Regions from separate parts of the Homo sapiens genome. Here region 2 is linked to region 1. Evidence: chromatin loops called from intact Hi-C (ENCODE). Cell type or tissue: CD14-positive monocyte. All regions are shown on one strand. Each heading gives the region's core, and the rest is flanking DNA. Links, peaks and the distances in the headings are about the cores only. Region 1 overlaps METTL22 (methyltransferase 22, Kin17 lysine). Region 2 overlaps USP7 (ubiquitin specific peptidase 7).

Region 1 (13,652 bases), core at 4,736-12,735:
CCCTCCAGGTCCTGCCTGCACCCAGCACAGAATCTGGTGCCTGGAGCTGCGCATAACTATCTGAGAAATGAATGAATGAGAGGCAGTGGCAGGGGGCGGTGCAGAGGACTCCGGGAGCACAGAGAACAGAGAGAAAACTGCTGGGAAGCTGGGGTCTGAGAGATTTCAGAGAGTGAGCACCTTCAGAAACAGGTCTCCCAACCCTGCCACTTGCCTTTCAAAACCTTAGTCTACAAGATGGTTTCACTTGAAATTAAAGCTCTTTGCCTTTTTCCCTTTTCTTTCCAAATTTTTTTATCAAGAAAAATTCCAGACATGCAACAGGAGTAAGAACAGTCTATGCTGGGCGTGGTGGCTCCCACCTGTAATCTCAGTACTGTGGGAGGCCGAGGAGGGCAGATCACCTGAGGTCAGGAGTTTGAGACCAGCCTGGACGACATGGTGAAACCCCGTTTCTACTAAAAATACAAAAATTAGCCAGGTGTGGTGACGCATGCCTGTAATCCCAGCTACTTGGGAGGCTGAGACAGGAGAATGGTGTGAACCCGGGAGGTGGCGCTTGTGCTGAGCCGAGATCGCACCATCACACTCCAGCCTGGGCTGACAGGGCAAGACTCTGCCTCAAAAAAACAAAAAAAACAAAACTGTCTAATGAACCCATTACCAGCTTCAGCCACTGTCCACTTCCAGCCACTCTGCCACCTTGGCTCTTCCCGGGGCCCCCTGCCCTCACTGAGTTATTAAAAAGCAAATGCCAGACACCAACCCATTTCCTCTGTGAAGCTGGAAATGTCAGTGTGTGTCTCAAGAAGATGAAGACCTCTTCAACTAAAGTTTAACAATCACCCTTTAACATCAAATATTCAGTATTCAACTTTTCCCAACTGTCCTGATGTTTTTCCTTTACAGTTTATGAAATCAGGATCCAAATGAGGTCTGTACATTGCTATTGCTCAGTGTGTGCCTCAAAGCAAGCCCTCGGTATTATTGGTATAAGTAACACTGCAATAAATATGCAAGTACATACAGCTTTGTACACAACCCTGAGTGTGAATTTCCAGATGCTGAATTGCTGGGTGAAGAAGTCTGTTTCGTTTTACAGCTTTTGCTGTGGATTCCGAACGATCTTCAGAAAAGCTGTGGACTACTGTTAAGTATTACAGGAGAATGTGTGTAGCTATCACAAGGTGGGCACTCAATAAATGGAACCTAACATTTCAGGATATTCTAGTGGAAATGTCTGGGTGAGGCTGTTGGGTGAGGAGCTGTCCGATTCAGCAAGAGAAAGAGACCTGGGGGAGCTGAAGAGACAGACGGCACCACAGAGAGAACATTCAGGAAGAGAAGCTCTCAACAGTGTGTGCTGGCCAAGCGTTGAGGTTCCAGTACAGTCTGCATTCAAGTCCTTGTCTATCACTAACTAGCCGTGCCCTGGCCAAGGCCCCTGATGCTTCCCAGCCTTCCTCTCTTCATCAGTCAAGTGGGACAGCAGCGCCTGCACACAGGGCTAGGATGCAGATTCAGTGCAGTAACGTACACAAAGGATGAGCACAGACCTGGCACATAGTAGGTGCTCAATAAGTGGCACTGAGTAACAATCATAATGACACTGACAAGGACACAATTAGGAGGTGAGAGTTCCGCTGACACTCGGGACGTCAGCACGGTTCCCGTGGCGCAAAGCTCACCTCTTCTCCACCGACAGTATGGCTGTGCAGGCATTTTTCAATCTGTGGGCGAGTCGGGAGAGCGTTTTAAACACAGCATCAGTCAAGTCGTCGTCGTAAAACACTGTGGGAAGCAAAAAGGCCAGCATTAGAGGAAAACACGCAAATATTACAGAAATCGACTTTTCAGAGCAATCCGCACAGAGAGAATGCTTATCACCACGGAACAGCAGCAGCTTCCAGAATTAAAACTGCAGATGTGGTGGCATGTACCAGAAAGTCACTTCTAAAACTGAACTCCCGGGGGAAGTGAGGAGAGACTGCACTTGACTTCATGCTACAACAAAGGACGTGTACGGCGAAGGAGAAATTTTCTTACCTTCGGCTGCAAACAGGATGGTGGTGTGATCGTACAAGTCAGAAATTTCCTCTTGTGACCAACTGAAGGGGACCTTGGGATCTAAGAAAGAACAAAAGCACACTTTGTGCCCATTGCCTTCTCTCCTGGCCACCAACTCTCACTGGGACTGACCAAAAGGCACTTCAAGAGAAGAAACAGGGCTGGGGGTAGCTCGGTGCAGTGGGCACCACCAGGCAGACCAGACTCCCTGCTTCAGGCCCACTGCTGCCCGGGTGCAGAGTCATGGTGGAAGAGGTGCCTTTTCTGCTGAGTGTCTGCTCTAGCCAGTGAGCAGCGGGCGGATTTCAGCCTCACCCGCTGCCTTGGCCTGTGGCCCAGTGCAGGACATGATCTCCCCCTTCTGCCTGCTGGGTGGCCCAGGAAAACAGCCTCAGTTTTGCACTCACAGAAAGGGCACAGTACTACTTCCTCACAGGACTATTGGGAGGGCCGAAGGGCCTACGGTGCGCAAAGTGCTAGGCAGGTGACCAGTACTCAAGGAACGACTTTTCCCATCTGCCATCTGACAGGGAAAAAAAAAAAGACATCTTTATACAAAGAAAGAGCAAGCACCCAGGTCTGAAGTAGTCTGTGTAAGAAATATGGAAACTGTCCTACCCGGGGGGTTTCCTGGCACCACTGTTTGTTGGGAAATGGTCTGTGCCCCAGAGTCTGACAAACTCGGGTCTATGCCCCTACCCTGCTGTGTACCAGCTGTGCCCATGGGCAGTCTGCACTCACAATTCAGGGATTATCATGCTACCACACAGGGAAACCACAACACCTGGAGAAGAAAATGAACGTGAGGTGCCCAGCATGCAGCAGGCGCTCAGAGAATGACAGCTGGTGCTCATCGGCCAATGGAGAGAAGCTGCCATGCGCCGATGGGACTGTGGCAGCAGCTGGGACTACAGCTCTGTCAAAACCACAGAGCCAGGGGCACTGAGGTATTACAAAGGAATCACTGAATCATACTGGGGGACGTCCGAGAGAAACACACACCTGTGCAGAGGTCGTCCTTCAGCCAGTCCAGTTCTTTGACCCTAACTATACCACCTGTAAAAACAAACAAAAAGAGAACTTTCCAAACTCTAAACATCATCAGGAAAAAAAGATAAACTTTTACACTATATATGAAGATCCATCTATCCACCCACCCACCCTTGCTCTCACCCATCCACCTTCCTGCCCTTCCATCTTTACAGCCAGCCAGCCAGCCAGCCAGCCAGCCATCCACCCACCCATCCATCCATCCATCCATCCATCCATCCATCCATCCATCCATCCATCCATTCACCCACCCACCCACCTGCCCATCTTCCGGCCCTTCCTTCTATCCATCCATCCATCCATCCATCTACCCACCCACCCACCCACCTATCTTCCTTCCCTCCCTGCCTCCCTCCCATCCATCTTCTCATCCTTCCTTCTAGCCATCCATCGATCCATCCATCCATCCACCCACCCCCCCACCCATCTTCCTGCCCTTCCATCTATCCATCCATCCATCCACCCACCCATCTTCCTTCCCTCCCTCCCTCCCATCCACCCATCTTTCCATCCATCCATCCATCCATCCTCTCATCTACCCATCTATCCATCCTTCTGCCCTCCCACCCATCCACCCACCCATCCTTATTATCCTCCTTCCCTCCTCATCCATCATCCATTTTCTGTCCCTTCCCTCCATCCATCCGTCCATTCTTCCAGCATTTTTTGAGTGCTACGTGTCAGGGACGGTGCCAGACATAGGGAAAATAAAGATTTAAGAGTCATGCTCCCCATCCTTGCAGACCAGCTCCCCTAGGAGAGACTGGCAGGTTAACCAACAACGGCAAGACTGTGTGGCTGGGTGATGCCAGAAGGATGAGGCAAACGCACAGGAGGAGAGAGAGGAACTCATGTCAGACAGCGGATGTCAGGGAAGGCTTCCACCAGCATGCTCCCTCCATCCTCCCAGCTCTGCTGACTGCCTACTGTACCCTGAGCACTCAACAAACATTGTGACAGTGCAGAGCAAATGCAGACAGGGTACCTGCACCCACAGAGCTTGTAGTCCGGTGGGAATGGAAAACACCAATAACTAGTCACACGAGCAGATGGTAAAATGCAATCATGCAACGTGTGCCTGGAGTCTGTTGGGGGCTCTGGCCTCAAATCTGGAGGTCTGAAGCCCCGAGGGTGATGAGGACTTGCCGGGAGGAGGGACGGCAGAGCACTCAGGCAGAGGGAAGAGCAAGGGCAAAGGACTCGAGGGAATGTGATTTGAAAGACGGTGAGGTCGGCTGTTGGTGGTGGGGGGCGCTGCAGACAGACAGGGGCCAGATCCCCAAGAACATGAGACAAGCAACAGTAAACCACTGAAGGGCCTGAAGCCTGGGGGGCTGCTCGGAGGAGGCGTTAGGACATAACTGTCGTCACCCATCACATACACTCATCCCTGCAGGCCGTGCAGGGAGCAGAGAACCAGGCAGATGGAGGCGGAGGCCCATCTGCGCAGGGGGACTGGCCTGTGAGTGAGTCCTGGCCGTGCTGGATGCAGGGCTGGAAAGGAGACTGTCAGGAGGAGGCAAGGAGAGCAGGCCGGGGCTGGGCCAGGGAGGCCTGGGAATTCAAGGAGCTCAGACTTCACCCCACAGGTGATGACGCCCCTGGGAGGTTTTCAGCAGCAAGTGAAGTGGACTGGCTTGCATCTGAGAAAGGGCACTCTGGATGTTTCATGAGGACATCTTGGACGGGTCAACTAAGGAGCTGGGGAGACCAGCTCAGGGGCCGCCGCCAGTGTCCGGGAGAGAAAGAGCTGGAGTAGGATGACGCAGTGGATCTGGGAATGAGGAGGTGACCCAAGGAGCGTCCTCAATGCTCTGAAGCTCTGTGATGCCCAGACGACGCCTGCTCCCCTTACTCACCTGCTGCAAGGGACACAGACGGAGCCCTGCCTCCCAATGTCATGGTCTTGGGTGTCTGTCCTATCTGCTAAACAGAGAAACCTCCCTCCCTGGCAGAAGACCCCCTGGGCCTCACCTCCAGTGGCAGCCAGGTGGCTGTTGAGGGCAATGTTTCGCTGGCACATGGACAAGAGATCTGCACCGACATCTGGAATGACAGAGGGCAAGCCATAAAGTGCCAGCCACTACGACACTTTTATCTCCATGTTTTTTGCCTAGAGAGAGCTGTGATCAACAGCACAACTGCAGAAATTAGAGAAACGTTTCTCCTATGTGTCTTACTGCCAAAATTAAATACCCTCACCTTAAGGCTCTTTTCATTGGCTTGTTCCCTAAATAAGAGATTCTCCTCCTGATGGGGAGAGACAGTGCGCATTCCAGAGGGAAGGAGTGTGAGCTCCCAACATCATCCGAGCACATGCAACACGCGTGCACTTCCCTAGTTCATCGTTTTCATGTTTATGGCCACACAGGAGCTGGGATCATGAATCCCATTTCACGGATTAAGTGACTTGAGCAAAGTCATGCAGCTATTGAGAGCAAGAGTTGGGATTTGATCCAGGTTTTTCTAACTCCAAATTTAGGCTCGTTCTTTGACACCCTAGGAAAACTGACTGGACCAGTTTTCCGGTCAGAAGGATTTTTTCTTATGATTCGTCAGAACACAGAGCAGATTCAAACAGGCTGAGCCCACTCTCTTGAGCGCGATTCACTTTGCTGCCACCCAGATCTCCCTCCCAGCCGCCTGCTACTCTGACAAGTGGGATTTCTCATCATTTCAAGAACTAACTTGGGGTACAGTGAATCCTCACTGGCAGAAGCAGTGCTTTACCAAAAATAAACTTCTAATTAGAAGAATGTGCATGTAGAAAGTACAGGATGTCTTGTTAATGACATTTGCTTGGTCCACTGTGGGCGTGGACCCACAGTGCAATCTCCCTGGGACTAACATCTGCACCCCAGGGGTCACACAGAGCCATGTACGGGAGGAGCTCCCTGCTTGCAGAAGGGAGGGATCTACCCTATCTCCTAGGCCAAGAGAATACTGATGATATGTACCTGACAGCACACGATGGGCTTAGCAGTTTTTTGGAAACGGAGTTTCGCACTTGTTGACCAACTGAAGTACAGTGGTGCAACCTTGGCTCACTGCAACCTCCACTTCCCAGGTTCAAGCAATTCTCCTGCCTCAGCCTCCCAAGTAGCTGGGATTATAGGCACACGCCACCATGCCTGGCTAATTTTTTTTTTTTTTGTATTTTTAGTACAGATGGGGTTTCACCGTGTTGGCCAAGCTGCTCTCAAACTCCTGACCTCAGGTGATCCACCTGCCTCGGCCTCTCAAAGTGCTGGGGTTACATGCATTAGCCACCACGCCTGGCCAGGGTCAGCAGTTTTTAAACCTTTATGATAGTTTCTGTCAAAAGCTTTTAACCTATAAAACAGGTAAGAGAGGAGCAGCTCTGGCTGAGTGGGGTAGGAGCCCTGGTGCCCTGAGTGCGTTCTCCCCAGCATCCCTCGGCCAGCTTGTGGGAGCTCTGTTCCATGCAACACAATCTGAAATTCCACCACGTGACAAGCACACTGCCCTGTGGGCCAGCAGGTCCACATCAAGGGCCTCGGGTCTCATCAGCAGCTGTGGATGACCTTGGGCCAGCCTCAGTCTGCCCATTTGGACAACAGAGATAGGAACCCTGGGCTCTGCCCAGAGTCACTGTGAAGTTACAGCCAGGCACTGATGCATCTGAAAGGACTTTTCCAACTGGAACATGGCATCTAAATGCAAGCTTTCTTCCCCATGCTGGTAAATCTCTCTCAGGGATAAGACTTCTTTATAGTCTGCTATTAGGCACCAGGGACGAAGCAAAGCTCTTGGACGGCTTGACTCTGAGAAGAGCTCACTGATAATTTACATGACATTGTCAAGAAGCAGCCAATAGCGTGGCTGCACTGCAGACTCCTGACCAGTGGTTAACAGCATATTTGAAAACAGTGCCTCAGGGACTGGTGATCTCTAGCTTCTTCCTTCCTATCTCAGAAACAAAAGTCTGTGCCAGGTAACGTTCACTAGGAAGCAATGAGGTGTAAACCACATCAGCTGATACCTCTTTTTGTCCAGCAGATACTAAAGATTTAAAATATAACAACAAGGTTCACTTGACGAGATCACTACTCTCTTGTAAACAGGTATATTTGTTCTAAAGAAAGCACTCTGGCACGTTAGGAGTTTAGTTAACTTCACTGGCTGGTTTTCATCACTGTACTATGGTTGTGTGTGATGTCACCACTGGGGAGCCAGAGGAAGGGCATATGGCACTTGCTGGATTATTTTAACAACTCCTTTTGAGTCTGAAATTATTTCAAAATTAAATACTAAAAAAGAAATTAGTTGGTAATGTTCATCAAAAGCTTAAGAATAGTCTCACCCACTTCTAGGAACCTAGTGACACGTTATTAGACAACGATACACAAAGATGTTCATTGCAATGTAACTAACACCGCCCACTCCTAGGAACCTAGGTGACAGATTATTAGACAATATACAAAGATGTTCATCACAGTGTAACTGACAAATGCAAAAAAAAACAAAAACCAAAAAACCAAAACCCATAGGAATGGCCAAAATGCTCAGCAATAGGAGAAGGGTTACAAAGAAGATGAAATATTATCTGGTCATTAAAAGTCATATATAAAGTTTGTTTTTTTTTTTTTTTTTTTGAGACAGAGTCTCACTCTGTGGCCCAGACTGGAGTGCAGTGGTGCAATCTCAGCTCACTGCAACCTCTGCCTCCCAGGTTCAAGCCTCCCAAGTAGCTGGGATTACAGGTGCCCGCCGCTACCACATCTGGTTAATTCTTGTATTTTTAGTACAGACAGGGTTTCACCATGTTGGCCTGGCTGTTCTCAAACTCCTGACCTCAGGTGATCTGCCTGCCTCAGCCTCCCAAAGGGCTGGGATTACAGATGTCAGCCACCGCACCTGGCCTATATAATAATTTTTTAATGGCATGAGAAAATGCTCTTAAAATGTTCTCACTTATGAGTGGGAGCTAAACAACGGGTAAACATGGACATACTGAGTGGAAACACAGACACTGGGGATTCCAGAAGGTGACACGGTGGGAGGGGTGGGGGATTAAAGCTTCCCTATTGGGTACAATGTTCACTATTTGAGTGGAAGGTCCACTAAAAGCCCAGACGGATGTCATCACTGCAATATAGCTGCACATCAGAAACCCGCACTTGTACCCCCTAAATATATACATATTTAAAAAAGAAAATGCTCTTAAAAATGTTTTTCAACATTTTCAGCAGAATACAGTGCTGCTGCAGCTTGATTTCAGCTATCATTTGGAGGAGATTCTTACAACGTAAGCGCCCTGAGGGCAGTGCCTAGTCAGCTCCATTCACCGCAGGGCCTCCTACATCTAGAAATGAGTGGCACACGGGAGGTGACCCATAAGTTGCATATTGTTGATTCAATCTAGGGATTGTAAAATTATGAGTAATTTTTATGTACTGTTTTAAAAACCTCCTACAAAGAATGGGCAAGGCTTCTATACCCAGGAAAAAAATAATAAACTTGCTTTCAAAGGCTTCTAAAAGGGTATATTCCTCCTGTTTTTGGAGATATTTGCTCTTTCTCAGGAGTGGGGAGAGAGGTACCAGCAGGGGCGCTAGGCACCTCCTGAAGCTCAATGGCCTTATAGCCACTGGGTGACGCTGCTGCTGCTGAGTGGGTATTGCTGGGTCATTTTGATGTCACTGAGAATAAATGGAGAGTGGAGAGGGCCAGGGGACCAGGATGGCAAAATCAACAACAGCTAACATCCAATTTCCAGTGCCTCTGCCTCTTTTTTTATACAGTCAGTGCATGCTTTGTGAAGGTGACTACTTCCCTGCAGCCTGAGATGTCACCTCATTACCTGTACAATAAACGGTCCGTGCCATGGTGGCTGCGATGATGCTAGCGAGCCCCGTGCCGGCCCCGAGCTCCAGCGCTGTACATCCTCGGAAGAGGTCCTGTCGGAACAGGATGTAGTCTGCCAGGAGCAGGGCGCCCCGCCACACCTGGAGGGAAGAGGACAAGGAGCGACAAGCAGCGTGAGGCTCTGCAGGGACCCATCAGGGCCACAGGAAGCGGACAAGACCTACCCACCTGCTTGCCAACATCCTCCAGGGGCGTGGCCATGGTGTGCTCTGGATGGGACAGAAACCAAGAGAAATGCCCACTGTGAAATGGGGATGGACAGAAAACCACAAGACAGGACAGTGTGGCAACCGCCAGCACGGTCAGATGGGCGTCAGAGGTTGGAATGAGGCGTTCTAGAGAGCAGCAGAAACACAGGCTGTGCTACTGGTTAGGAGGCGACTTTTGAGCACCACTCAGAGGATGGGAGCTTTTTGGAATGGGGCTCACACTCTTTCATGTAACTGGGTATCTCTGCCCTACAGCCCAAGGCTAGGGAGGGTCACAATTAGGTTTTCACGCAATTTAATTGCACCCACATGCAGTGCACTACTTTTTTCATGACCAATAATTGCAAAGTTACAATCATAATATATTAATTTATATACTACTAATAATCACAATTCATTCAAAAGTATTTTCTTATACTGAGAAACATACTTAACTTCATTATTTTCTCATACTTAGAAATCTACATTAGAAGTTAACAAAAAAATAAGTTTAAATTTACATCCTTTTTAAAAACGTTGAAAAGTAGTATAAGTATTCTCAAGTGCAAAATATAATATATTTTGTATTTATAATATACCCTAATAGGATCAAATTCTGGTGGAGGGGGGAACACAATGGAAATATAAGATCAAGGAGAAAAGGAATGAAGCAAAGCATTTTTTGTTGTTAAGTAAGAACTTGCTTGTCTAAGAGCTCCCGAGGAGGGAAAATAACTTGCTCAAGTATTTTTAAGTGAGATGGTAACAGCTATCGCCAATCGCTCTGTCTGTCCCCGAACCAGGAAAGAAATCGACTGTGTAGGGTCCTCTTGGGCACCTGGGCCACTGTTCTCTGAGGGCTCCTCCTGGGAAAATCTGGCCAAAGATTTCAGCCCTATGGGCAGTTAGAATCTGATCTCTGAATAAAGTGACTAATGGGTTGTCCACCAGCATCTTGGCTAGATTTGACATGGTGGCTTACAAGGCACTTTTAATAAAACATGTTCCTTTCAGAAGGGCTTCAGATTGCTACGTCCTAACACGTAGTCACCTGGTTTGAAACTGGAACAGAAATACACCTGCCGAACCACCTGATGCAAAGTTCCTTCACTGAACCAACATTCACTAGACAGACACATTCTGTGAGCAAGCCCTGGGTGCCACTGAGATTCTACCTGATTGGCTCACATGTATATTACAGAGAAAGACACTGACTAAGGTTCAGCATTACTGTTTGTAAAGTTAATAGAAAAAAAAGCACCTTCTCTGCATGAGGCACTGGGCTAAATGCTTTCTCATTTAATCCTCAAAATCACCCAATGACAGCTTCGAGTATTATTGGATGAGGAAAAGGTGGCTGGGTGAGGTTAGCAGGCTGTGGTCACAGAGAGGGTGAGTGGCAGATGCGGGGTTCCAAGTCAGGTCATCTGCAGTTTTCTGTCTCTTTCTGTTTTGAGACAGGGTCTCACTCTGTCATCTACGCTGGAGTGTGGTGGCACGGCCAAGGCTCACTGCAGCCTCCACCTCCCAGGCTCAAGTGACCCTGCCACCTAAGCCTCTCGAGTAGCTGGGGCTACAGGTGCATGCCTCCATGCCAGGCTAAATTTTTTTAGTTTTGTAGTTTTTGTAGAGATAGGGTCTCAGCATGTTGCCAGGGCTGGTTTCAAACCCTTGGGCTCAAGTGATACACTGCTTTGGCCTCCCAAAGTGGGATCATAGGTGTGAGCCACCGTGCCCGGCCTTTTCTAGCTCTTCAGCCTGCTTGGGGAAGGGAGATGTAGAATCTGAACCATGCCAGGGACACGGTTTAAAAAGCCTGGGGCAGAGCCTCCCAGGATGAAAGGGACAGGGACTCGCTGGGCAGGCTGAAGGCTTGTGTGCTTGTGCGTGGAGGGGAAGGGGTGTCTGTGGTCTACAGACCCCAGGCCCTCTGTGTCAGCGTCCCTGCCCAGTTCCTCTTCCCCAGTCCCACCCATGCCATCTCCTGGGTGTGGCTCGTAGCCTCCTCTCCTCTCCTCTCCCTCCATTGGCCTGGGAAAGCTTCCTCCTTGCCATCTGCTCCCTAACCCCAGCTGTCCTAAGGGTTCCTGCTGCCAGGGGAACCTTCTCATAGTGATCTTGGTCCTATGTGATTGGTCACTTCCTTCCAGGGGTCTCGTGGACGTAAGTTCTGCCTCCCAGCTGTCCTCAATGGGTGGCTAGCTTCCCTTGAGGGAGAATGAGGACTCTGAGGTCAGAGACCTGTATGACAACCCAGTTTTGTCATTTCCTAGCTGGGTGACAAGTCACTTAACTTCTTGGAGACAGAGCTACAGTTTCCTCTTTTGCAAAATGCAGAAGTAGCCTCATCCCTCATTTCTAAGGCTGTAACAGTGTTTAACCAGACAGCGCTTCTGAGAGAGCACAGGCTCGGCAGACATCTGAGAACCATTGAGGTGGTCAAGGACCCCAGCCCTTGCACAGGTGGAGATCACTGAAGCCCAGAAGGGGGACATGACCAGCCCAGGGTCATAGTCTGAGAAAAAAACATCTAATTAGATCAAAATGTGTCGAGATGGCCGGGTAGTGGCTCACACCTATAATCCCAGCACTTTGGAAGGCTAAAGCAGGAGGATCGCCTGAAGCCAGGAGTTTGAGACCAGCCTGGGTAACGAAGTGCAAAGTGAGACCCATATTTTTCTAAAGCCAAATAGAAACAAAAGAGGATTTAAAATGAAGTCATTTGGGAGTCTGACCAAGAACTGATCTAAGATGTGCTTTCTGCTGATGCTGATAACACGAGAAAACACCAGGGCGAATTGATAAGGGAGAGAACAAGAGGCTCAGGGATGGATCAAAGGAAGAAGCGGATGCTGTGCAACTCCCTGGGGCCAGATGGAAAAAGCCAGAATGAATTCCCCAGGAAGCTGAGTGTGGCCGACCTTAAGGGCACTCTCCTTTCTTGTGTCTGACATCCTCGACTCCGGAGTGCAGAGATTCCGAGGTCTACCCGACCCCTGCCCCGTTTCAGGCACTTGCTAGTGTTCGAATGGGTAAATATGCTTCTTCATGACTCATCAGGATAGTCAGAGATCACAACAAATGCCCAGTATGTCAGCCCTGGGCCGGGCGCGGTCCAGGTGGCTGCATAGGGGTGAGGAAGAAGGATTCAGTCTAGGGGTGGAGGCCCAGGTGACTTAGGGACCTCCCTACCCAGGGCCATCTTGGGGCTCCCACTCCTGTGAAAAGTCAGAGTTTATATTTAAATAATCCCAAAGGTATCATGAGAACATAAAAGACCAGCCTGAGGAACTATCCCCATGAGAAACTCTAGGGCTAGCAATGGGATGAGACAGTGTTAGAATCTCACCTGTCCTTATCAGATTCTAGAATTACGTCTTATCTCATTTGCAAACTGGGTCTCTAGACCTGCAGGAACCTAGACTGTTCGTCAGCCAGTCTCCCTCCTCCCAGCTTGGGCCAGTCCCCAGGACAGAGGCTTACATTTACGGAACACTGAATCCGTGCCAGGCATTACGCTAAGAGCTTTGTATGTGCTGTCTCTCTGAATTCCTTACAACTGGAGGAGGTTGTACCCCTTGTACAGACAAGGAAACTGAACTCAGAGAGGCTAAGCGACTTGCCCGATTCTCCAGCAGGAAGGCACGGGACTCAGAATCTGACGGCCTGAGTTCCAGCCCTGCCTTTCTCGAGTTCTCTTGGGGTCTCACTTTATTTCTACAGTGGGGGAATTGAACATAATTTCTTTTGAATCCTGGGTCTGTGGATTCCTGGCAGATCCCTGGATAAACTTTTTAAGGTTTTGTCAATCCCTTGGAATAGTTAAGAAAACACCTATTTTTCTTTTTCTTTAGAAAAACCAGTTTCTCAAATGGGTCTATAACTTGAAAAAAATGGGTTGATTTACGGGTCAGAGGAAAAGGGTTGTGAGGCGAATGACGTCTGCTTACCATCAACTCTGCGCCAGGCCCTGCTCCTGGCGCTCACTGGGCATGTTTCAATAAATTATCACTAAAACCCAGGGACAGTGGTTCCCCTGATCACGTGGTTCTGACCATGTGGTTCTGAGTGGGTAAGACATTTGTCTCTGGTCACCTGGCTTGTGAAGATGGAGCTGGGCTCAAAATCCAGCCCTGCAGGATTAGATCAAGTTTTGCAGATGAAAGTGCTCTAGCCAGTTTGAAATAATCACGAATTACTACCTAGGTTCATGCATTAGCTACCATTCCACTCTCCTCCGTCAGGGCAGGTAGTGAGTGACTGACAGCTGAAAAAGTGAACTTCCAGGTATACAGACAAGGGGGCCTCACCGTGAGGTCACCGGAACAGGGCAGGAGGGGAAGCTGGTCACAGGCCAGCCTCTTCCCGAGGGACTTTGTTCTTAGCTCATACAATGGTAAATTCCCAGAACATTCACTACAGACACAACAATTCACTGTGGAGTAACTGACAGGTTTG
Region 2 (8,000 bases), core at 1-8,000, 320 kb before region 1:
TTCAGTTTCCTTTTCAAATGGTACCCGGTCAAGACAAATATCCAATAACACGAGCATATGGATTTCCCATGACATTGTCCTACCGCTTTCCAGGTGTTTTTGGACACTAGTGAGAATTAATAAACAGACATTACTGCAGAGCATGTGTGTTACAGACCTGTATCTTTGGGAAAATGACCAGGTCCACAAATTTCAAGGTATTTGCCCCCCCCCCCCTTTTTTTTTTTTGAGACGGATTTTTGCTCTTGTTGCCCAGGCTGGAGTGCAGTGGCGCGATCTCGGGTCACTACAACCTCCGTCTCCCGGGTTCAAGCGATTTTCCTGCCTCAGCCTCCCAAGTAGCTGGGATTACAGCCATGTGCAACCACGCCTGGCTACTTTTGTATTTTTGTTAGAGACGGGGTTTCTCCATGTTGGTCAGGCTGGTCTCGAACTCCCGACCTCAGGTGATCTGCCCGCCTCGTCCTTCCAAACTGCTGAGATTACAGGTGTGAGCCATCGCGCCTGGCCGGTGTTTGCTTTTAAAAGACTAGAGGGTGTTGAATTTTTAGAAATTCATCAGTCTCCATGCACGTTTTCAAGGCTACTTTCTTTTCTCATAAAATGAAGCTTTATTTTCATATTACAGTTTGTATTAGAAAGGTAACCCCTAGGACAGTTAATCTGTAAATTTAGCAGAATCTCAAATTGGATGGCAGAGGTTTTAGTTACTAATGCTGATTCCTTAAACTTAAGAAACTCATTTCTTCTGACTGGGCCTCTGTTTCAATTTCATTATCCAGGAGGTCCCTTTTCTTGTAGTGAGCACATGAGGCTGTGGACAAATAATAGTGCCCTGTGAGTACCCACTGGTGTGTGGTTTAAAAAGCTACTTGTGTCTTAGGCCATCTATTTCAGCCTTCCCAATCCTGAAATGTGGTACTAGCCTTACGATTGGAATGTGACTTAGGACCCGAAAGAGTGAGAGAACACTTCTGTTAAAAAGCCAGAAGGCTGGAATTTAGTGGACTCTGGTTGGCTTCATGGACCAGGCTGTGAGTGGGGTCCTGGTCAGAGCTAGAGACTTGGCACCTGTTCAGTGTCTGCCTCGGTTCCTAACGAACTAGCAGCTGGAAACTGTCAGGGTCTGAACAGCTTGAGGAAGGGAAGGCTTTGTAAACCTGGAGCATCCTGCCTGCACCTCCTGGGCAGAGTGGTTTCGAAGGAGCCTGGGAGACTGTTTCGTTTGTTTTGTCTCTATCAATAGGTCAGTGTGAGTTTGCTCTCCGGCCTCACATTCTTGGGGTTGCATTTGCTTTTGAGTGAACTCTGCACAGTCCTTGTATATTCATTGGAAAACAGCAGTGCTCTGGAATAGTTATTTTTTGAAATGCCCTGAGCAGTTAGGAAAGTGATGAAGGGTGAAGTGCGGAGAGGGAAGAGGTGGGGCCTGATGCAGTTTGCTGGGGTTGCAACCACACACTCCCTGTAAGGCCTGAAGCAGCCAGTTGCATGTTTCTAGTTGGAAGGCAGATAGAGCTGTGGAGGTGGTGGCATGATTAGGTCTGGCTGGGAATAAGGTTGCTTGGCAGTGTATTATTTATTCGCTAACTTTGGTGGCCATGGAAGTCTAGGGGCTGAAGGAGTGACTTGCATGGGTCTCTGCCCTCTGAATACTCAGATGGTCGGTGTAGACGCTATTGAATCAACAGGAAGTTATCAGGAGGCCTTGCTTCTGCATACAAACTGTTTTTTTCCCTGGTGTGGTTCTTCTGCCCAAGTGAGCAGTCTCTGTTTCAGTGTCGGCTCTGAGACGAATGGGATAGATGTTAGACTTTTCTATGACACTTAGACTGCTGCTATTAGGAGCAAATTAATGGGTCAGCTGCAGCTTCTGATCTAGGCTTCTGTGTTTTTTGTTACGGGGGTGGTGGTGGGTTTCTTCCAAACTTGTGCAGTTACTTTTCTGCTGAAGCATGTTTGGGAGTAGAATGTGAGTTCTCTTGAACACACCCAGCCAGATAAACTTGTGCTGTTGTGATTATAACTAATAGAAGATTCTTTCAAATAGCACTGTAACGAGACAAAAGTCAAATAATTCGAGAGTGTTGATTTTCCTTACATTGGCTTCTGTTGCTAAGATAATTCTTTGCAAAGTTACAAGATGAACATCAGCTCAGAGAACCCAGTAGAGAGAAATTAGGCCAAACCTAGCATCTCACTCTGATGTGAGCACGTCAGGTTTTAATGATTCAAAGCGATTCCCCAGGCTCCAGCTCTCCTGATTCTTTCAGGCTGCTGATATCCTCATTATTAATTTTTTCTCTGTAATGAAATGATCGATACTAGTAAATATAGGAAGAAGGTATCCTTTTTTTTTTTTTTGAATTAGTGTTTTGGAAAAGGAGAAAGAGGTCATTAAGTAAAAATTCATGGTATAACAGACTGTGGTGACTAAGGCAGTCTAGATTTAGAGCCATGCCTGGGTTTGAATCTGGGTTTTGCCATCTAATTGCTGTGGGACCTAATGCACATTGCTTAAGCTCTTGGTTCCTCAGTTTCTCCATCCCTTAAAGGAGGTCATTCATGCCCGTCAAGGTTGTTGTGAGACTGGAATCGCCAGGCACATCTAAAGTGCCTGGCATGGAATTTGGAGCATAGGAGATGTTCAGCACATGGTGTTGCCTTGGTGGTAGGGCTTTTGCAGCCAAGAAAATGTGACACTATGTTAGAACTAAAGTGGGGCACACACCACAGGTGGGGCCATCGAAGATGGGTGCTATGCAGAAAGGGCCCACAGTAACCATATCCGATGTGGATTAGGAAGAAGCCATCCGGCCTCTGCCTAAGCAATGCTGTTCTTGAAATCTTGGGCTTGATGTGCTTGAATAGGGATTTTAATATTAAAAGTGTAATATTTTGAGAATGATTCACTGTATGATAAAAGTCAAGTGGATTTGGTGCCATGCGCCACTGATGCTGTAGTCAGCCTGGTGGCCTTCTGATGATTCTTGCGTGAGTGCTAGAGCTCCCTGCGATGAGTGTGGGGAAGTGGAACACTAGATAGTGGCAGGAAACCAGGTCCCTGAGTGTCCAGACGTTGGGAGTCGGCTTTGAACTCTGCTGTCTCTATCCCACATCCTGTTGCCAGGCCCGTTTGGCTGTCTCAGACATCCCCTGAAAGCAGGCCCTTGCTGCCTCATGCTGGAACTGTGGTGGTAGCCTCCCTCTTGGTCCTGCTTCCAGCCTGCCTGACCCCACACTTTATGAAAGCTGCTGCCCACAGGACTTCTGTCCGTCACTGCCTTGCTGAAAAGGACTTGGTGTCCTGCCTTCTCTACAGGAAGTCGCACAGCTGCAGTCTTAGGATGGCCCCAGCCTCCTTGGTGCTGCCGGTTCCCAGCACACATGCACTTGTGTGGGCACAAACAGGACAGATACCCCAGGAAAGTGGTTCAGAATCCCACCCAGGGGCCACCTTTCCCCTAAGCCTTTCTAGTCGCCTCTCCCTGTTGGCTTGCATAAGACCCATGCACTTTTTGCCCCACCTGCTACTGTGCCGGTGGGATGGGCATTGGGGTGCCTCTTCTACACCGTTGGCTTGTTTGCTCTGAAGGTGACCATCTCAGTTTCCTTTTTTGTTAAATTTATTTGTGGGAGATGCTCATTCAGGAAACACTTTTTTCAGTGTACTCTGAGAATAAACAGTAATGCAGGAGATGGCTGGCTGGCAAGTGGCTCTGAGAAAGAGACGCTGAAGCCATAAAACGGTATTGCTTTGATAGGTGCTCATTCAGTTTTATTGCTTTTAACGTTAATGTAATGGTGTTTTTTTGATCCTTTTGGAAGTAAAAGCCCGTTTTCCAGACAAAGACATTGATAGACTTTCATAAATAACTGAAAATTTCTTTTCGGTATTTTGTAAAGTCTATTTTTGTTATCGTTTTTGTGTTTTTAATTTTTTTTTGTTTTTTTTTTAATTTAAGAGACAGGGTCTTGCTCTGTTGCTCTGGCTGTAGTGCAGTGGGCGATCATAGCTCACTGCAGCCTTAAACTTCCGGGCTCAGGTGATCCTCCCACCTCAGCCTTCCAAGTAGCTGGGACCACAGGGTCAGGGTGACCACATTTGGCTAATTTTTTTTTTTTTTTTGAATTTTAAGTTTTGTAGAGATGGGGTCTTGCTATGTTCAGGCTGGTGTGGAATTCCTGGTCTCAAGCAATCCTCCTGCCTGAACCTCTCAAAGCACTGGGATTATAGGTGTGAGCCACCTCACCCAGCCCGTTTATGGTTTTTTGCATGAGTAACAAATAGCGTGGATATCCTGCTTGATTTCCAAGGCAAAGAAGTTTTATCCTGGAGAACAAGAGTTGTAACAACATATTTCTTGCCATGTACCATGACAGAGTTAGATGTTAAATGTCACCTACTTTAGAAATTACTTGTTCTGAACTAATTTGGACTTAAGAAAGTTGGAGGAAGCAGGGTTTTAAGTGTCATGCGTAGGCAAGAAAGTCAGTTATGCCATTTTTCTAGTAAGTTAACACATGCCTCAGCTAATGAGAAGTCAGATGTGTTGAAATTTTTGAAGAGAAGCAGGTCTACTTCTGAGGGTTGGTAATTTTAACTTTTTATTTGGAAGTTGGAAACAGTAATTAGTACGTTTCTTGTATGGGGAAATACACCAACCTGAGCCAGAGCAGGGATGCTTCCAGAATTCAGTGATGACACTCCTGAGACAGAGGCTGGCAAGAACCCAGCATGGGATGGGCAGAGGGGTGTCTGGGAGAAGGCACCCTGAGAGATAGCGTCGACTTGTCTGTGTTGTGCTGCCCAGAAGGGCTGGGCATGGCTGAGGCTGCGCTGGGAGTCCTCGTGGATAATGGGGCACTGCCTGCGGGGGGGCTGGGCTCTTACTATCCTGTGCCTGTGGCTGTGTAAAGCAAATTCAGTGTTTTTTTTTTTTTGTTTTTGTTTTTTTAATACGAAGTCTTAATTCGTTACCCAGGCTGGAGTGCAGTGGGACGATCTCGGCTCACTGCAACCTCTGACCCCTGGGTTTAAGCCATACTCCTGCCTCAGCCTCCCGAGTAGCTGGACTACAGGCACACGCTACCATGCCCGGCTAATTTTTATATTTTAGTAGAGATGGCGTTTCACCATGTTGCCCAGGATAGTCTTGACCTCCTGAGCTCAGGCAGTCTGCCCGCCTCCGCCTCCCAAAGTGTTGGGATTACAGGCGTGGGCCACTGCGCCTGGCCCAAATTCAGTTCTTAGCATGCCCCTTGACGGGTGGAGACACTGTTGTGAGGTCACAGCTGTTCATAGTTGCAGAAATGCCCGTGTGTCCTTGGAAAGAGCCCATGTTATCTGCCAGGAGCTTTAACTTCATGAATGTTTGAAACCTGGGAGCGAGCGCTGTGGCCCATTCTCAAGGTGGTGATCATTCTCTTTGGGTCATTGAGAATCTAAAAACTATTTAGAAGGAAGGAGGCTCCCTTGTGAAACCAGGACAGGTCATGTGATTTTCCTGCCTGCCATAGAAGATTAAAAAATCCAGGCCCCTCTTTTTTGATTACATGCCAGTAACTAAGGTTTCCTGACATCCCGATATTGGGAGGACAGTGTCCTGTGTTATGTACTAACCTCCAGCTCTCACAGTAAGTTGTTAAACTGGCATCTGGTTTGGAAAGTGTGCTGTGTGAGTTTGGTAGTGTGACTTGTATTGCGGAACATGGTCCCATCCCAGGGTGGGGCTGCAAGTGTCTGGGTGGTAATCTGACATCTGGCTGTCTCTCTTGCCACCCCATTCACAGTACTTCAGAAAAAGTTGAGAGGTGTGTTTCCAAGGGACACCATGTGGCATTCCTCTGAATGTGTAGGCTGAGCAAACCTTTCTACTCCACAGCCCCTTAAAAAAGCTGTAAGCCATTGACCTCAAGTTGCAAGCACATTTCATCAATAAGACTTTGGGGAATAAATTATATTTCATGACTCTTAATTGACCCTGTGCAATGTTTTTTTTTTTTTTTTTTTTTTGAGATGGAATCGTGCTCTGTTGCCAGGCTGGAGTGCAGTGGTGTGATCTCGGCTCACTGCAACCTCCTCCTCCCAGGTTCAAGCGATTCCCCTGCCTCAGCCTCCCAAGTAGCCAGGACTACAGGGGCGCGCCGCCATGCCCGGCTAATTTTTTGTATTTTAGTAGAGACGGTTTCCCCATGTTGGCCAGGCCTGACCTCATGAGCTGCCTCACTCGGCCTCCCAAAGTGCTGGGATTACAGGTGTGAGCCACTGCGCCTGGCCATGCAATTGCTATTTTAAAACAAGCTTGTGAGCCTGGGCATGGTGGCTTATGCCTGTAATCCCAGCACTTTGGGAGGCCGAGGTGGGAGGATCACTTGAACCTTGGAGGTCGAGGCCACAGTGAGCCAAGATTGCATCACTGCACTCTAGCCTGGGGTGAGACACTGGCCCCAATACTGTCCATCATGTAGAAATGAAATGCAAACAGATTAATATGTAAAAAAACGAGCCATACGGAAAGAGAAACCCAAGTTTATTAAATACAACAAATGTAAAATTACATTTCAGCGGTTATTCTTAGAACAAGCATACGTGGGAAGAAATAAAAGAATTGCAGAAACTGCAGATTCATAGAAAGTGGGTATAGGTGATTAATAGTGACTGGTCCACACACCACTGTCATTCATCTCGTGGTAGCTGAGCAGAATGTTGTGTGAAACAGCAATTGCTGTTACTGTTTTTTTATTTTATTTTTATTTTTTGAGATGGAGTCTCGCTCTGTTGTCAGGGTGGAGTGCAGTGGCACGATCTTGGCTCACTGCAACCTCTGCCTCCCGGGTTCACACCATTCTCCCGCCTCAGCCTCCTGAGTAGCTGGGACTACAGGCGCCCCTCACCGCACCGGCTAATTTTTTTGTATCTTTAGTAGAGGGGGGGTTTTACCATGGATGGTCTCGATCTCCTGATCCACCCACCTCAGACCCCCAAAGTGCTGGGATTACAGGTGTGAGTCCACCGTGCCCGGCCTGCAATTGCTGTTATTAAACTACGCAAACCTCAAATGAATACATACCTTCGTATTTAGTTAGTAAAGTTTTTGGCAAGTCTTCATCTCTGTAGAAAGCTTCCAGAATACATCCTATAAACTTACAGCTAAATTGTCTTCCATTGCAAAAAATAGATTGTGGATTTGACTTTTTGAGTTACGGTTAACAGGGTAATCCTAAAATCTCACAAGCTGTATTGTGGTCCCATTGCCCATGACCCGAATGCAGTCACGCCTCATATGATGAGTTTGAGAACACGCGAGCTACCTCATGCTCTGTTTAGAGAGATGAGCGAGCCCACTGAACACGTTTGGATGTTGCAGCAGAGTCAGATTTCTTAAAAAGGTATCTAAGGCTCAATCTCCATTTCCTTTAGGTTCCCAGGGGCACCTGTTCAAAGCCTCTGCTTCCAGTGGCACCGCAGGGGGCACGTGTCTTCCCTCTGCCTCCAGTGGCGCCGCAGGGGGCACGTGTCTTCCCTCTGCCTCCAGTGGCACCGCAGGGGGCACGTGTCTTCCCTCTGCCTCCAGTGGCGCCGCAGGGGGCACGTGTCTTCCCTCTGCCTCCAGTGGCGCCGCATGGGGCACGTGTCTTCCCTCTGCCTCCAGTGGCGCCGCAGGGGGCACGTGTCTTCCCTCTGCCTCCAGTGGCGCCGCATGGGGCACGTGTCTTCCCTCTGCCTCCAGTGGCGCCGCAGGGGGCACGTGTCTTCCCTCTGCCTCCAGTGGCGCCGCAGGGGGCACGTGTCTTCCCTCTGCCTCCAGTGGCGCCGCATGGGGCACGTGTCTTCCCTCTGCCTCCAGTGGCGCCGCAGGGGGCACGTGTCTTCCCTCTGCCTCCAGTGGCGCCGCAGGGGGCACGTGTCTTCCCTCTGCCTCCAGTGGCGCCGCAGGGGGCACGTGTCTTCCCTCTGCCTCCGGTGGCGCCGCAGGGGGCACGTGTCTTCCCTCTGC

What was found. A loop is a pair of places that touch in the nucleus more often than their neighbours do. Peaks named below come from ENCODE experiments on the same cell type or tissue, not always from the same donor. Only the 100,000 strongest peaks of a DNase experiment are listed, where the experiment ranks them.
Region 2: it touches region 1 in a loop (2.7-fold over the local background); 9 of 110 quality-filtered maps call a loop at or near these places.

What each region holds. Positions count from the first base shown.
Region 1 is chr16:8,630,602-8,644,253 of GRCh38, reverse strand. It overlaps METTL22 (methyltransferase 22, Kin17 lysine), which reads right to left. Exons shown (of 11, transcript NM_024109.4): 4 at 9,175-9,215; 5 at 8,942-9,086; 6 at 5,092-5,163; 7 at 3,070-3,123; 8 at 2,047-2,127; 9 at 1,689-1,791. Among named protein-coding and RNA genes, the nearest start is that of METTL22, 16 kb to the right of the region's middle. RefSeq lists an enhancer at 4,591-5,091. In CD14-positive monocyte, for the core only: CTCF peaks have their summits at 8,400 and 8,618; DNase peaks (open chromatin) are centred at 11,413 and 12,263; H3K4me3 peaks cover 747 bases; H3K27ac peaks cover 5,318 bases.
Region 2 is chr16:8,953,721-8,961,720 of GRCh38, reverse strand. The region is part of intron 1 of USP7 (ubiquitin specific peptidase 7); the gene reads left to right. Among named protein-coding and RNA genes, the nearest start is that of USP7-AS1, 5.0 kb to the left of the region's middle. RefSeq lists enhancers at 1,622-1,691, 3,063-3,112, 3,543-3,602, 7,134-8,000 and a silencer at 3,065-3,359. In CD14-positive monocyte, for the core only: no CTCF peak of the experiment used is centred there; a DNase peak (open chromatin) is centred at 3,060; H3K4me3 peaks cover 4,473 bases; H3K27ac peaks cover 5,526 bases.